2 separate regions of the Homo sapiens genome follow, and region 2 is linked to region 1. A link is an interaction called in ENCODE POLR2A ChIA-PET data of the cell type or tissue named here. Cell type or tissue: HepG2. All regions are shown on one strand. Each heading gives the region's core, and the rest is flanking DNA. Links, peaks and the distances in the headings are about the cores only. Region 1 overlaps TTC7A (tetratricopeptide repeat domain 7A). Region 2 overlaps CALM2 (calmodulin 2).

Evidence for each region. ChIA-PET counts read pairs that join two places held together with the same protein. Peaks named below come from ENCODE experiments on the same cell type or tissue, not always from the same donor. Only the 100,000 strongest peaks of a DNase experiment are listed, where the experiment ranks them.
Region 2: POLR2A ChIA-PET joins it to region 1 with 8 read pairs; 23 of 35 experiments call an interaction of 5 or more read pairs at or near these places.

What each region holds. Positions count from the first base shown.
Region 1 is chr2:47,026,048-47,028,547 of GRCh38, reverse strand. The region is part of intron 14 of TTC7A (tetratricopeptide repeat domain 7A); the gene reads right to left. Among named protein-coding and RNA genes, the nearest start is that of TTC7A, 86 kb to the right of the region's middle. In HepG2, for the core only: no CTCF peak of the experiment used is centred there; no DNase peak of the experiment used is centred there.
Region 2 is chr2:47,154,760-47,166,044 of GRCh38, reverse strand. CALM2 (calmodulin 2) reads left to right here. Exons shown (of 6, transcript NM_001743.6): 3 at 3,383-3,526; 4 at 3,653-3,759; 5 at 4,187-4,322; 6 at 5,241-5,961. The coding sequence ends at 5,269. It overlaps STPG4 (sperm-tail PG-rich repeat containing 4), which reads left to right and starts at 10,737. Exons shown (of 7, transcript NM_001163561.2): 1 at 10,737-10,874. The coding sequence starts at 10,794. RefSeq lists an enhancer at 10,060-10,219. In HepG2, for the core only: no CTCF peak of the experiment used is centred there; a DNase peak (open chromatin) is centred at 5,654.

The DNA.
Region 1 (2,500 bases), core at 1-2,500:
AATTTTCACTGGCTTGAGTTTGCTGCCTCCCTTCTCGGAGCACTGCATGAAAGAGGGCAGGCCCCAGCTGCTCCAGTAGCCCAGTCAGTGAGCCCAGGAGGGGCTGGTGCAGCATGGAAGGGCACCTTCTACTGCTCCCGCCAACCCTGCAGGCAGGACTCCAATGTTCTACTGGATCTGGCTGCAGAGGGCACGGGTGATTTGCAGCTGTGGCCAGGGCCCCACCTGCAAGTGGTAACAGGGTTATGGGGTCAGTCAGTGCCCCAGCACATCCTATGGGGACTATTTCAGGGCTGAGACCACACACTTGCTTGGCTGCCTGCCACCTTGCCAGGATGGGTCTCTGCCCATAGCTGGACTTATGGGAGGATATGGAAGGTTCAAGGAGCCCTTTCCTGAAGAGACCATTCTCAGCACAACACAACACCCCCAGGATGGGTCCCAAGAGTCCCCTGGATGCAAAAGACACCCGAGGCCCCTCTCCTTGCCTCCGATTCTACCTCCCCAGACCCATCTACATTCAGCTGTGGAGGTTACTACCCTCAGAGAAAAAGCTCCCCACCCCATGGGCCCTGGCCTGCGCACTCCTGACAGGGTCTGGGGAATGTTTCCACAAGCATTAAGGAGAAAAAAGAATTCCGGCAGTTACCAACATAAACTCTCTTCTTCAAAAGAGGCTGCCAGTCCTGGTGACTATAGCAGCCCCTTACGCAGTCCCATGTGACCTGTGAGGTGGCCCGCTGCCCCCCTTACGTCATCTCCTCGTTCTCTACAAAACACCCCAGAGTCCCTGGCCCTTGCACCCTGCTGGGCACCCCTGCACCATGCCCTGCCTGAGGCAGCCCCCACCTGCTGCCTGTCATCTGAGCTGATTGATCCTGCTCGTTTTGGCAAGTGGAGGGGTCCTATATTTGTGAATACACAAGAGCTGGGTTCTAGAGTTGGTGCTGCCGCTCACTCACCTTTGTCCCTCATTCTCTCTGAATTCAGTTCCCTTATCTGCAAATTAGGCATATGCTTTTCCACAGAAGGGTTCAAAGAGCTAATGTACATGCAAAAATGCTATCTTCTATCCCTTCCATTCTTTTCACACAGCAGAGCAAGTTAGCAGCAGAGCAGGCGCTCCCAGGTGGGGGTCCTGACTCCAGGCCAAGTGCTCTTGTGTGAGCTATGCAGGCTGCTAAGCCTGTGTTTGGTGAGTGACAGGCCTGGCCTCAAAGCTGTCGCAGGTCAAGGCCAGCCCTCCTTGTGCTGTGGGTCCAGGCGCACGGCAGGGCCCAGCTGGCCTTCTCCTCCTCATCCCTGATTCCTAGCACCTCCAACCTGGCCTGATTCCCCAGGATGCAGGGAATCCTCTCCCCCACACACTGCTGCTTCACTGAGCAGTGCCCTTAGCTTGAGGTTCTGCACCCTGTAGAAAGGCTGTGACCAGGTCTGGAAAGAGAGGGTTGGGAGAGAAACTTACGGCAGGCTGGAGGGTGGAGGGCCAGGAAGGCCTGGCCCTGGGATAAAGAATCTGCCAGCTACATACCCAGGGCTGACGAGGCCCTCCCCTCTGAACATGTTCACGCGGTGATGTGGAAAGAATCTGATGTGTGGCTGACAGATAAACACCCTCTCCTGCTCAGAGGCTCTGGGGTGAGGTTGGGGTGTGGCTCCTGGCTCTGCCACTTCCCAGCTGGCACCTTAGGGCAAGAGGACTCACCTCTCTGAGCTGCAGTTTCTCTGCTACAAAACGAGGATAATGGTTAAACCTATTTCAGTGTCCATGAAGATGAGACACTATGAAAAATGCCTTGCAAAGTACTGGTGGAACAAACACTTTTAAAGTGTGCGTTTCCCTCTTCAAGCCCCAAAGCCAGAAAACTAAGGAATAGGACAGAACCTTCCTTCCAGCCTGAAGGCACGTGCTCTCAGGCCTGGGAGCTGCGTTAGCTCCTGTGACTGACTCCATGTCAGCGTTCCATCCCTGCAGGAACCCCATGAGTCTCTTTTTAAGAGTCCTGCTCCTTGCCAAACCTCAGACCCAGCCTTCCACCCTTCTCGCGGGGCCTTGGGTCCCCAGTCTGCCTGGCTTCTGTGTTGGTCTCCAGCCTGGCCTCTGTGCAGGCTGTGGGCACCAGTGCCAGGCCCGGAGTTCTCCCCGGGCACCTTACTTTGTGGATAGGTCAAGGAGCATACGAGGAGGACACTAAGATCAGTGGGGCCACTGGCTCGGCTTGTCGGTGGCCCTAAGGCTGCTCCTGTGCTGGTGACTCTGCTAGAGCAGACCTGATTATCCTGGGCTACGTATCCAAATCCACAGCCATCACTGTGCCGGCCAGCCAGATGTACTCTTGGCAGGATGGGCTGGCTGGGGGCCTCAGAGACCCAGGCAGGCTAGGACTCTAGCTTACAGTCCATTCAGGGAGTTCTCGAGTTCTCAACTCCCTGAGGCTGCCAAAATGAGGTCTCCAAGGAAACTGGGCCCTAGGCTCCACTGGCTCCGCTGGCCTGGCCC
Region 2 (11,285 bases), core at 4,336-6,835, 130 kb before region 1:
TATTAGATGAGTTCCTCTATAAACCAGTAATATTTAAATAAGAAAGAATGCAGTTAGGAGGCAATTGTAATAGCCCTGGCAAAGGACGATGGAGCCTTGAACCAAAATACTGGTTGTAGAGATGGAGGAAAAATCAGGCAGTATTTAAATGATAGAATTCGAGACCTGTTGACAGATTTCAGACTGAAAGAGTTAAAAGTGGCTCTTGGGCTTTTGCTAGTACCTTTAGGGTTGCCTGGGAGTATAGAATTCATTTTCATATGTTTTGCTTGTCATCAGCCAGGGGAGCTATATCCTGTAGACAGCCAGAAATAAAGACATTTATTGAGCGAGATGGGTAGACTAAAGATATCTTCGTTGTAAGTGGGTATAGATGAAGTGGCCAAGGAGTGGAAAAAAAGGATAAAATTGGTCACATCTAGACATAAGAGACAGGAGTAAGAGCCTTTGGCAGTATATGGTAGGAGGAAAATCAAAGTACTGTTACGAAGGCCAAGAAAAATTTTGAGAGTTTTTCCATGCAGTTTTGGATGCTGCAAAAAAATGAGATAGTCTTTATCTTGACATTTATTAAGTATGTATTTGTTGGACATAGTTCTAAGTGTTTGACACATACTAATTTTTTTATGGGGGGTGACCAGGTGAATACCCCTTGTGGGCATGGTATACTGTGTCACCCCACTTACTGGGCACATTTATGTCATTTCACAGAAATGAGGAAGCTGAGGCAGAAAAGGTTTAGTAGCTTGTCCATATTGCATTGCCAGAAGAAGAAACAGAGCTAGGAAATTCTAACCCAGTAGTCAAGTTACAAAGTCTCATTTTAGTTTCTATGCCATATGGCTTCACATTGAAGCATGCTTGATGGATTGGGTGACTGACTAGTAGTCATTGGTAAACTCAGCATTTTCAGGTGATGAGTTGGAGCTGGATGTCATTTTAAAATAGTGGATTGTTTGGAGAGAGGAAATTGGTATGAGTAGTAGTGCCTTCCAAAATTTGGGGAGGGATAAGGGCAAGCATTTAAAATATAACTAAGGTTTCAATTTAGTTTTAGGCTAAGCGATGTGAAGATATTTATGTGGTAATGGGCAAATTAGTGGAAGAATAGTTGAGTCCAGGGAAGAGGTAATACGGAATGAAACTGGAAGGTGTACGCGAATTGGAGTTAGGGATAAGCAGGCAGGGAATAAATTGGCCTTGGACCGTAAAGAAGGTACACCATTTCTTACACATGTGTCACATAAATTTTCAAATGTATGGCTATGTTGGGAAAGCTTAATGGCCCAATGAACTTGGAAACTTTTTGTATTCATTTGCTGATAGGGTCTAATATTTTCTGGGAAATGACTTACTTGGAAAATACTAGCTTTATTATTTACTGATTGGTATAACTTTGCAGTATCAAAGTTAGTCTGTTTTAGTTTCTTTCTTTCTTTTTTTTTTTTTGAGACAAGTCTCACTCTGTTGCCCAAGCTGGAGTGCAGTGGTGTGATCTCGGCTCACTGCAACCTCCGCCTCTCGGGTTCAAGCAGTTCTGCTGCTGCAGCCTCCCCAGTAGCTGGGACTACAGGCGCACGCCGCCACACCCAGCTTGTGTGTGTGTTTGTGTTTTAATAGAGACGGGGGACTACAGGCCCACGCTGCCACACCCAGCGTGTGTGTGTGTGTGTGTGTGTGTGTGTGTGTGTGTGTGTTTTAGTAGAGACGGGGGACTACAGGCACACGCCGCCACACCCAGCTTGTGTGTGTGTGTGTTTTAGTAGAGACGGGGTTTCTTTTCTTTTTCTTCTTTTTTTTTTTTTTTGAGACGGAGTCTCGCTCTGTCGCCCAGGCTGGAGTGCAGTGGCGCAATATCAGCTCACTGCAAGCTCTGCCTCCCAGGTTCACGCCATTCTCCTGCCTCAGCCTCCCGAGTAGCTGGGACTATAGGCGCCCGCCACCACGCCCGGCTAATTTTTTTGTATTTTTAGTAGAGATGGGGTTTCACCGTGTTAGCCAGGATGGTCTCGATCTCCTGACCTCATGATCCACCCGCCTCAGCCTCCCAAAGTGCTGGGATTACAGGCTTGAGCCACCGCGCCCGGCCTGAGACGGGGTTTCACCCTGTTGTTCAGGCTGGTCTGGAACTCACCCTGAGCTCAGGCAGTCTGCCCACCTTGGCCTCCCAAAGTGCTAGGATTACAGGTGTGAGCCACTGCACCTGGCTTGTTTTAGTTTATCTGTAAATGGTGAATGAAGCCAGGTAGTCTGGAGTGTTGCACCAGCAGGAGGTTTCCATGTAATCTAGTGATGTATTAGAAGGAACATATAGCCGGGCACAGTGGCTCATGCCCTGTAATCCCAGCACTTTGGGAGGCAGAGACAGGCGGATCACCTGAGGTTGGGAGTTCGAGGCCAGCCTGACCAACGTGGAGAAACCCCATCTCTACTAAAAATAGAAAATTAGCTGGGCGTGGTGGTGCATGCCTGTAATTCCAGCTACTCGGGAGGCTGAGGCAGGAGAATTGCTTGATCCTGGGAGGAGGAGGTTGCGGTGGGCTGAGATTGCACCATTGCACTCCAGCCTGGACAACAAGAGCGAAAGTCCATCTCAAAAAAAAAAACAACAGCAGGAAGGAACATACTATCACAACAAGATGTTGAGGAATAATCAGTTTCACTATATAAGGTTGGGGTTTTAATATTCCAAAGAAAGCTCAAAATGATCTTTGTTCTCAGTGACATGCATTTAGCTAAAACTGGACATTTATATCTTGATCAGCCCATTGTTATAGACTCTTTATATAGTCCCTTCTCCTGCCTTACTAGAAAGGGAAAGTAGCCTGTTTTAATTTAGTAGGTGATTGATTTAGACATAGTGGCTAACTCTAAACACAGTATACAGAAACAGTTTAATTACTCTGTAGAAATACGTATTTGGGTACCAGTAGTCTTATTTTTGTTTTGTGAGTGTAGGTTAGGTCTGTAATTTTGAATTATGTTCCACAGAGCAGCTTCAGTGACAGAGGAGCCAGTCATTTGGGGATTTGGTTCTTTTCCTCTGTAAACCTAGGATAATTTTACTTAGGTCAGCATGAAAGTACAGTGGTATGATTGGTCAAAGATATATTTGAAATATTATCATAAGGTATCATAAAGATTGGTTAATCTTTAGGAGTCAAAGTCACATTTCAATTGCTACCTCCATTGGTATTTTTCCGTTAAAAGTTTTTGGGTTTTTCTGAGACGTGGGGTCTTACAGTTTGGCCAGGCTGAAGTGCAGTGGCTGTTCACTGGCACGATCCCACCACTGAGTAGGCTTTAAGAGTTAATACGTTTCATTTAGGTTACATTTTATTATTAATCTGTGTATTTGGATTGTGGTCTTTCTTTCAAACAGAATTCAAAGAAGCTTTTTCACTATTTGACAAAGATGGTGATGGAACTATAACAACAAAGGAATTGGGAACTGTAATGAGATCTCTTGGGCAGAATCCCACAGAAGCAGAGTTACAGGACATGATTAATGAAGTAGATGCTGATGGTAAGTCTTCAATTTTGTGGGGCTGGGAGGGGTTGAAGAAGTGATACTTAGATGTTTCCACTAAACCTTTGCTGTTTGCTTATATGTTTCCACTAAAGCTTTGATGTTTCCACTAAACCATTTCAGGTAATGGCACAATTGACTTCCCTGAATTTCTGACAATGATGGCAAGAAAAATGAAAGACACAGACAGTGAAGAAGAAATTAGAGAAGCATTCCGTGTGTTTGATAAGGTACGTCAAGGACTGGATATGTTAAATTTTGAGGATGAAATGAAGATACCAGGACTCATTATGAAGACTTGTGTTTTTTTGGTTGTTTTTTTTTTTTTTTTTTTTTTTTTTTTTGATGATTTACCAACATATTTTAATTACCAAGCAAAAGCTTTTTAAGAATTCAGTATAGACTTTCTAATATATGTATTGCGTTCATCTTGTCAAAGGAGGTGTCACTTGACTTTGGGACTAGGAAATAATGATTTCAATGTAGGACATTTTGCTTGGCTCTTAATGACATTTGTAGGTCAACTGTGTAGATTTGTATGCATTTCTAAAGTATGTTTTTCCCCCAATGTGAAATTTAGTAGTAAACTTAATAAATTTCCATTCCAACTCTCAAGTCTGTAATTTGACTCAGAAACTATACTAAATTTTTTGCTAGGATGGCAATGGCTATATTAGTGCTGCAGAACTTCGCCATGTGATGACAAACCTTGGAGAGAAGTTAACAGATGAAGAAGTTGATGAAATGATCAGGGAAGCAGATATTGATGGTGATGGTCAAGTAAACTATGAAGGTAAATGTTTCAGTCTCACGCCTCATTCTTCACTTTGATTTTTAAGATAAGAGGCTCTTTGTTAGGGAACTGATCGAAATTAGTGACCCTTCCCCTGAAATTAGGTTGCTAAAACAGTTACTTACATTTAACCTTCTTAAAATTCAGAGTGTTGTCTGCAGACTAGGTAACATTGCTCTGACTTGAGAACTTAATTTAGAAATATTTACTATCAGGTTCTATCCCTACACCTGGAATCAGCATTTTAATAGGATTCTTGGGTGATTCATGTATAAAGTTTGAGAAGCACTGTTCAGTGTTTGTGTGATTGTGGAACAATGTGGAAAGCAAACTTATTCCAAGTTTCCTAAAATGAAATTAATGTGACTTTCTTTCCCCGCACTGTATTGTCTTTTTTCTTTAATTGGCTTTAGTCTGAAACTGAAGTTTACATGTGCTTCAAAAGTATCGTATCTACTAACTTTTAAGATGGCCATATCAGGAAGCAAGGCATATGAAACTGAAGGATTTTGAGTAAAACTCTGTATTTTTTTCATGATGTAACTACTTAACTTAGAAAAGAGCATAAAATGTAATGTTATAAAAATTAAACCTAGCCCATAGCATTGAATTTACAATATTGTCTTGTAATCCAGCAGACTTAAAATTCAAGTCTAAACTAAGAGCCAAGAATGCTCTTTTTTATATTGGCCTATCTAAAGCGTTAATTTGGCTCTTACTAATAAACCTGAATAGTTATGGTTAATGAAGTTCCAGCCTGGGCAATAAACTAGCTTCCCTCTGTACTTAATGGTAATTCTGAGGAAAGAGAGGAATGGAAAGAGTACTCAGTAATTGAGTAAATGTGATTTTTTTTTTTTTTTTTTTTTTTTGGTCTTTTGCTATTGACTCATTTTTTGTGTACTTCTTCTTTTTCAGAGTTTGTACAAATGATGACAGCAAAGTGAAGACCTTGTACAGAATGTGTTAAATTTCTTGTACAAAATTGTTTATTTGCCTTTTCTTTGTTTGTAACTTATCTGTAAAAGGTTTCTCCCTACTGTCAAAAAAATATGCATGTATAGTAATTAGGACTTCATTCCTCCATGTTTTCTTCCCTTATCTTACTGTCATTGTCCTAAAACCTTATTTTAGAAAATTGATCAAGTAACATGTTGCATGTGGCTTACTCTGGATATATCTAAGCCCTTCTGCACATCTAAACTTAGATGGAGTTGGTCAAATGAGGGAACATCTGGGTTATGCCTTTTTTAAAGTAGTTTTCTTTAGGAACTGTCAGCATGTTGTTGTTGAAGTGTGGAGTTGTAACTCTGCGTGGACTATGGACAGTCAACAATATGTACTTAAAAGTTGCACTATTGCAAAACGGGTGTATTATCCAGGTACTCGTACACTATTTTTTTGTACTGCTGGTCCTGTACCAGAAACATTTTCTTTTATTGTTACTTGCTTTTTAAACTTTGTTTAGCCACTTAAAATCTGCTTATGGCACAATTTGCCTCAAAATCCATTCCAAGTTGTATATTTGTTTTCCAATAAAAAAATTACAATTTACCCAATGGTTGCTCTGCATCTGAGTCATTTAACTGTTGAAGTCTAATAATTTTGAAAATAAAATATGGCATTGGTTTCTGCTTGGTATAGTCTAGATAATTTTTTCTCGTGTGGGGAAGCATATGGAGATGGGTGGCAGAAATAGTGAAGGTGGGAAAGGAAGGAGAAAAGGATTGGAAAAGTGAGAAAAGAGGGAGAGAAGCACAGAAAATAAGAGGAACAAAATAAGGGGTGTAACTAAGGAGAGATTGAAGAGGAAGGCCGAAAAGATGGGGATCTATGGGGGCTGGCTTAGTGTAGTCACCTTTTGGGGGCCACCATCATGCGTGCCCACAACATTCCTCCACCACCATGTGTGTCGTACTGTGCTACTGTGTTAGATCCAGGATACCTGTGAGTTGCCTCTGCCCACAGAACAAGATGGTGGCAGTCATGGGAAAAGAGGGGCAAGTTTTTTGTTTTGTTTCTTTATCCAGATTGTATTTGACAACTTCAAAAGGCCCCAATGAAAGACTCAAAAACTTAAGTGTACCTAGTATGGGAATTGGCATAAAGTAGGTATTTACTGTTTCCTACCTTTATAGTTTTCAACTTTGGCATTTGTCCATGTTGACTTAAGCTGTGCAGTGATGTTTTAAATGTTTGCATGTTCAAAAAAAAACCAAATCTAGTTGGGGTGAGCATCCTTATAGTTTTACTTCTATTAACTAATATTTTATTCATTGTGCTTTTTAATTCTATAAGATGAGAATTTTCAGCTTGCCCATCTGCAACATTTTGCAAAAAAAGATGTCTTTAGGAGTAAATTGGCAATGACTACACCTTGTTTTAGTTTTTGCTGGCTTCTATCATTGCTTTCTCTATAATTTGAGCTACTCCAAAGGTGGTTATCAGGGTTTTTATTTTTTTAAAGTACCTTTTAAATGCTTAATGAAAGATTCCATAGCAAACCAGAGCCAAGATTAAAACATTGAGTGTAATTGTTACCTGGTTATTATAGCTACAAGGTCTTTAATTTCCCAGGGGTAATTCATTATTTGGCAGGTTACTGCCCCATTGACTATCTTAATACTACTATTAGTATGTTTTAGAGCAAGGGAAGTTACAGGCATTGATAGTTCTAATGGTATCACATACTCGGGTAATCAGTTAAATAGGAAGATTTTAGATGTGCACTCTACTCCCCTTAATTGGATGTAGTAAATTTTGTCGAAAGGAAATCCAAACAAGGTTTGTTTTTTGTAAAGACAGGGACTCATGTTGCCCAGGTTGGTCTTGAACTCCTGGGCTCAAGTGATCCCCTCACCTCATCCTCCCAAAGTGTTGGGATTATGAGTGGGGCTTTTTTAAAAGTTAAGTGAAATAATGAAAGTAAGGCCCTTAACATTGTCCTTGGCATTTGCATTAAGTGTTCCATTAATTGTGCTATTAAACCAGTTATGACCCTGAAAAATGAGGGACTTAGGCAGTCAATTTGTGTTTTTCCAGCGTCAACAATGAGGTTTATATAAATTGATATCAAGGTATAATTAACAAGGACAACAAAGGTAGGAGAAACATTTTTTGGGCTCTTCTATGTCATAATTGGTCATTTCTATTGTTGAAATCTTTACAAAAGTCACGAAGTCTTGGCATTTTGATTTTACAGGAAACGAGTAGAATGATTGTATAATTTAACTGTGGTCATAATGAGCTGGGTTCAAATCTGTTCCAATGCTTCCTACAACATAATCCTATTGGAACCCAGGACTGTGATATCACCTTCAAGTTGTGTTTTTGTTTTTGTTTTTGTTTTTTTTAGATGGACTCTAGCACTGTTGTCTGGGCTGGAGTGCAGTGGCGCAATCTCGGCTCACTGCAGCTTCTGCCTCCCAGGTTCAAGCAATTCTGCGTCAGCCTCCCGAGTAGCTGGGATTACAGGCGCCCGCCACCACGCCCAGTTAATTTTTTGTATTTTTAGAAGAGACAGGGTTTTACTATGTTGGCCAGGCTGGTCTCAAACTCCTGACCTTGTGATCCGCCCACCTCGGCCTCCCAAAGTACTGAGATTACAGGTGTGAGCCACCTCGCCCAGCCCCACCTTCAAGTCTTAACCATACTATTAGTGTTATATTAATAGGATTTTGGTAATTGTACCAACCATAATACTGTCTGGCATGTTTGCTCTCAGATGATTCTCCCAATAAACAACTATTGCAGTTAAATATCACCCTTGGTGTAACGTATTTTCCTAAAATTTTTAGAAGACGGCAACAATTTTAAAGATCTGATATGTAACAGAGGCACTGTTGAGCTCAATTATAGATATGTATTCTCAAGAGAAATGCCTCTCCCCCTTTTTGAAACTTACAATAATCTGGAAATAAATCTCAGTGATACTATATAAGATAATGTTTTCTTAAAGGAACACTATGTTTATCCTACGTGCTTAATCTGCTTTGTGGATAGTCCTTGAAATCATTGACCCATGCTGTTTCTATTTTTGAGATACTTAAACTATTTTCTCATCTAGATGTTCCCATCTCTAATGTCACACCTTGTATGGGTTTCTGGACTTCTCTGTACCTTTCATATTCTTTTAGTCTCGAGGGTACCAGTCCCTAGTCTGCTGAGCCAGTTTTACAGGCTCAGCCAAAATAAGAAAATGAAATGAGGCACAGGGAATGGACTTGATTAATCTCTTAACATTTGTGAGAACTTTGGTATTGCCTCTTCACTTTCTAATTTCAGTTGTTCATTTTAAACCTAGTGCCTGTTTTTTTTTTCAAGGCTATGTTAAATGAATTTAGAATCCCAGTATTTTAAGAAACTAGATGAAGTCCTCTAGTCTCTTGCTCCTCAAAAAGTCACCTACAGAATCACCCAGGAGCTTGTTGGAAATGCAGAATCTTAGGTCCTGCCCCAGAATTGGAATCAATCTGTTTTTTTAACAAGATCATCAGATATTTTGTATGCATATCAATTTTTGAAAAGCACTGCTGTAATCTAGTCTTGGATTTACTTAGAGGGGAAAACTAGTCAGTGGTTTATTCAACAAATATTTTAGTCCTTGTGTTCAAAGGGGTCAATTAAAAACCGTGTTTTGGGTGTTTAAAATTAGAGGAGAAACGATTTGTCATAAAATGAATCTTCCAACAATGATAGGCACAGGGTCCTTTGGGACTTAGTGGATTAGGCTTAGAGGTCTACTCAGAGGAGCTGACCCTTGAGATTTTCCAGGTGGTCAAAGAAAAGAATAGCATTTCATGCAGAAGAGCTAGCATATGTGGAGACAAATAGAAATGTGAAGATGGCATGTTTGGGGTTTTTGCAAGCATGATACAGCAGAGCATGCCATCCTAATAAGAGAAGTGGCCGGGTGTGGTGGCTCAACCTGTAATCCCAACACTTTGGGGGACCGAGGTGGGTGGATCATGAGGTCAGGAGTTCGAGACCAGCCTGACAAATATGGTGAAACCCCGTCTCTACTAAAAATACAAAAATTAGCTGGCATGGTGGCGGGCGGCCGAGGTTGTAGTGAGATCGCGCCACTGCACTCCAGCCTGGGCAACAGAGTGAGACTTCGTTTCAAAAAAAAAGAGAGAAGCGAGAGACTGGATTGTAAATGTTGCTTTTGTCCTAAAGGTAATGACAGCTCACATTTACTGACTGCACTGTGCCAGACATGGTTGTGAACAGTTCGAGTTAATCTTTTTTATAACCTATGTGGATAGGTACCAATTTTATTATCCCCTTCTCTATAGACAAGGAAATAAGCACAGAATAAGTCATTATATGCAACCAGCGTCCAAGTCCTGGTAGTCAAGGGAGGAGAGTGATTCAAGAATGAGGGAATAATCAATGCAGCAATGAAAATTGAAGGCCAAGTTTCATAAGAGCTGAAAATCCCCACTGGATTTGGCACTTGGATCCCTGGTGAGTTCAGGTGCAATTTTAATTAAAAGCTGTGTGCAGGCCAGATTAAGATGTTTTAAGGAAAGTATGGGAAGTGAGAAAAGAGTCCATATTACTCTTGAAAGTTTGTAAAGGGAAGCAGAAACTTCATGGTATAGGGCAGTGGAGCTCTAGAGTCAGGTCTGGATTTTAATTCTGGTTCTGCCATTTGTGTGTGATGCTGAGTGAACTGTGCTAAACGTCCAAGGAAACCTTTGTTTCCTCATCCAGAAAATGAAACTAATACCTACTTTGTAGGGTTGGTATGAAGATTAAATGAGACTAATGTGTGTGAAGTCCCTGGAATACAGTAGGTACTGTATAAAATGAAATTAAGGTTGTGGAGGGTTTGTTTTTAAAGGTGAGAATGTTCCTAGGTTAAGAAGAAGCTACAGCCTAGAGAGGCTGACAATAAAAAGGGTCTATACTGAGAAGAATGGGGTGGTCTGTGGTTTCACAGCTAGTGAAACCGGCTGTGTCTGGTGCTCACTCCACTCTGCAAGTCAGAAGCAAGAGAAGTCAGCCCCAGAGTTTCTATTTGGAGGAGCTTAGAAACAATCTTAGAAAGTGGGTGCTAAGGCAGATTTCTCTTAAGTATGCCTACCAAGCACACTGCCTCCCTGTCTGGGGTGTGCGATTGGTGGTGGATTGGAAGGGAACTAATGGAGATTGTGGGTACGCTCAAGCCCTTAACAAGCCTCCCTTTTCGCAGATCCTTACCCGAGGGCTCTCTAGCAACTCCAGAGCCCTCTAGATTTTCTTCTCACAAGCTTTCATAACCGTCTCTTTTCGAGGGTTTTCCTCTGCGCAGTTCTTCGCGCGGGACCTCAAAGTGCGTGCCCGCTTCCCTTCCCTGCAGCACTAAAGACAAACCTGGCGGGTCCCCCGGAGCGGTCCCAGGCGCGCGCGCTCGGGAGCCCACGGGCCACACCCGCCTCCTAGCAACCGGAGCTCAGGTTCAGCCTAGAGAGAGAGGAGGCCACCATGGACCAGCCAGCCGTCGCCACCGCTTCCACCTCAATAAGGGAAGACCTGGTGGGTGGAGAATCATTCATCACAGCTTCGGTAAGATGGCCTGCCCCTTGCCGGCCTGGCTCCTGCTCCCCTCACCAGGCCCACTACCCTTTTCCCACCGCTCTCTAATCCCAGGCCTTCGTGCCGCTCTCGTTCCCTCTTCCTACCCTTCTCTCCCTGCCCTCACGCACGTCTCCACCTGCGGACCTTCCTTCCTGGTCTTTATTGGACATTTCCTTTGTTTTATTTCTTTTCCCCTTGCTTCTTCCCTTTTCCTTCTCCTTCGCCCTTTGTTTTCTGTATTTTTCCCTTCTTCCCACTACTAATTAAACTGGACAACTGCTTTAATATGGTGATTGGATTTCTTTCCCTTTCCGCTCCATCTGCCGGAAGACTGGGTTTTTCCTTCTGTAGTTTTACTAGACACGTTTTGCTCCGCCTCCTACTTTAATATTTATAAAA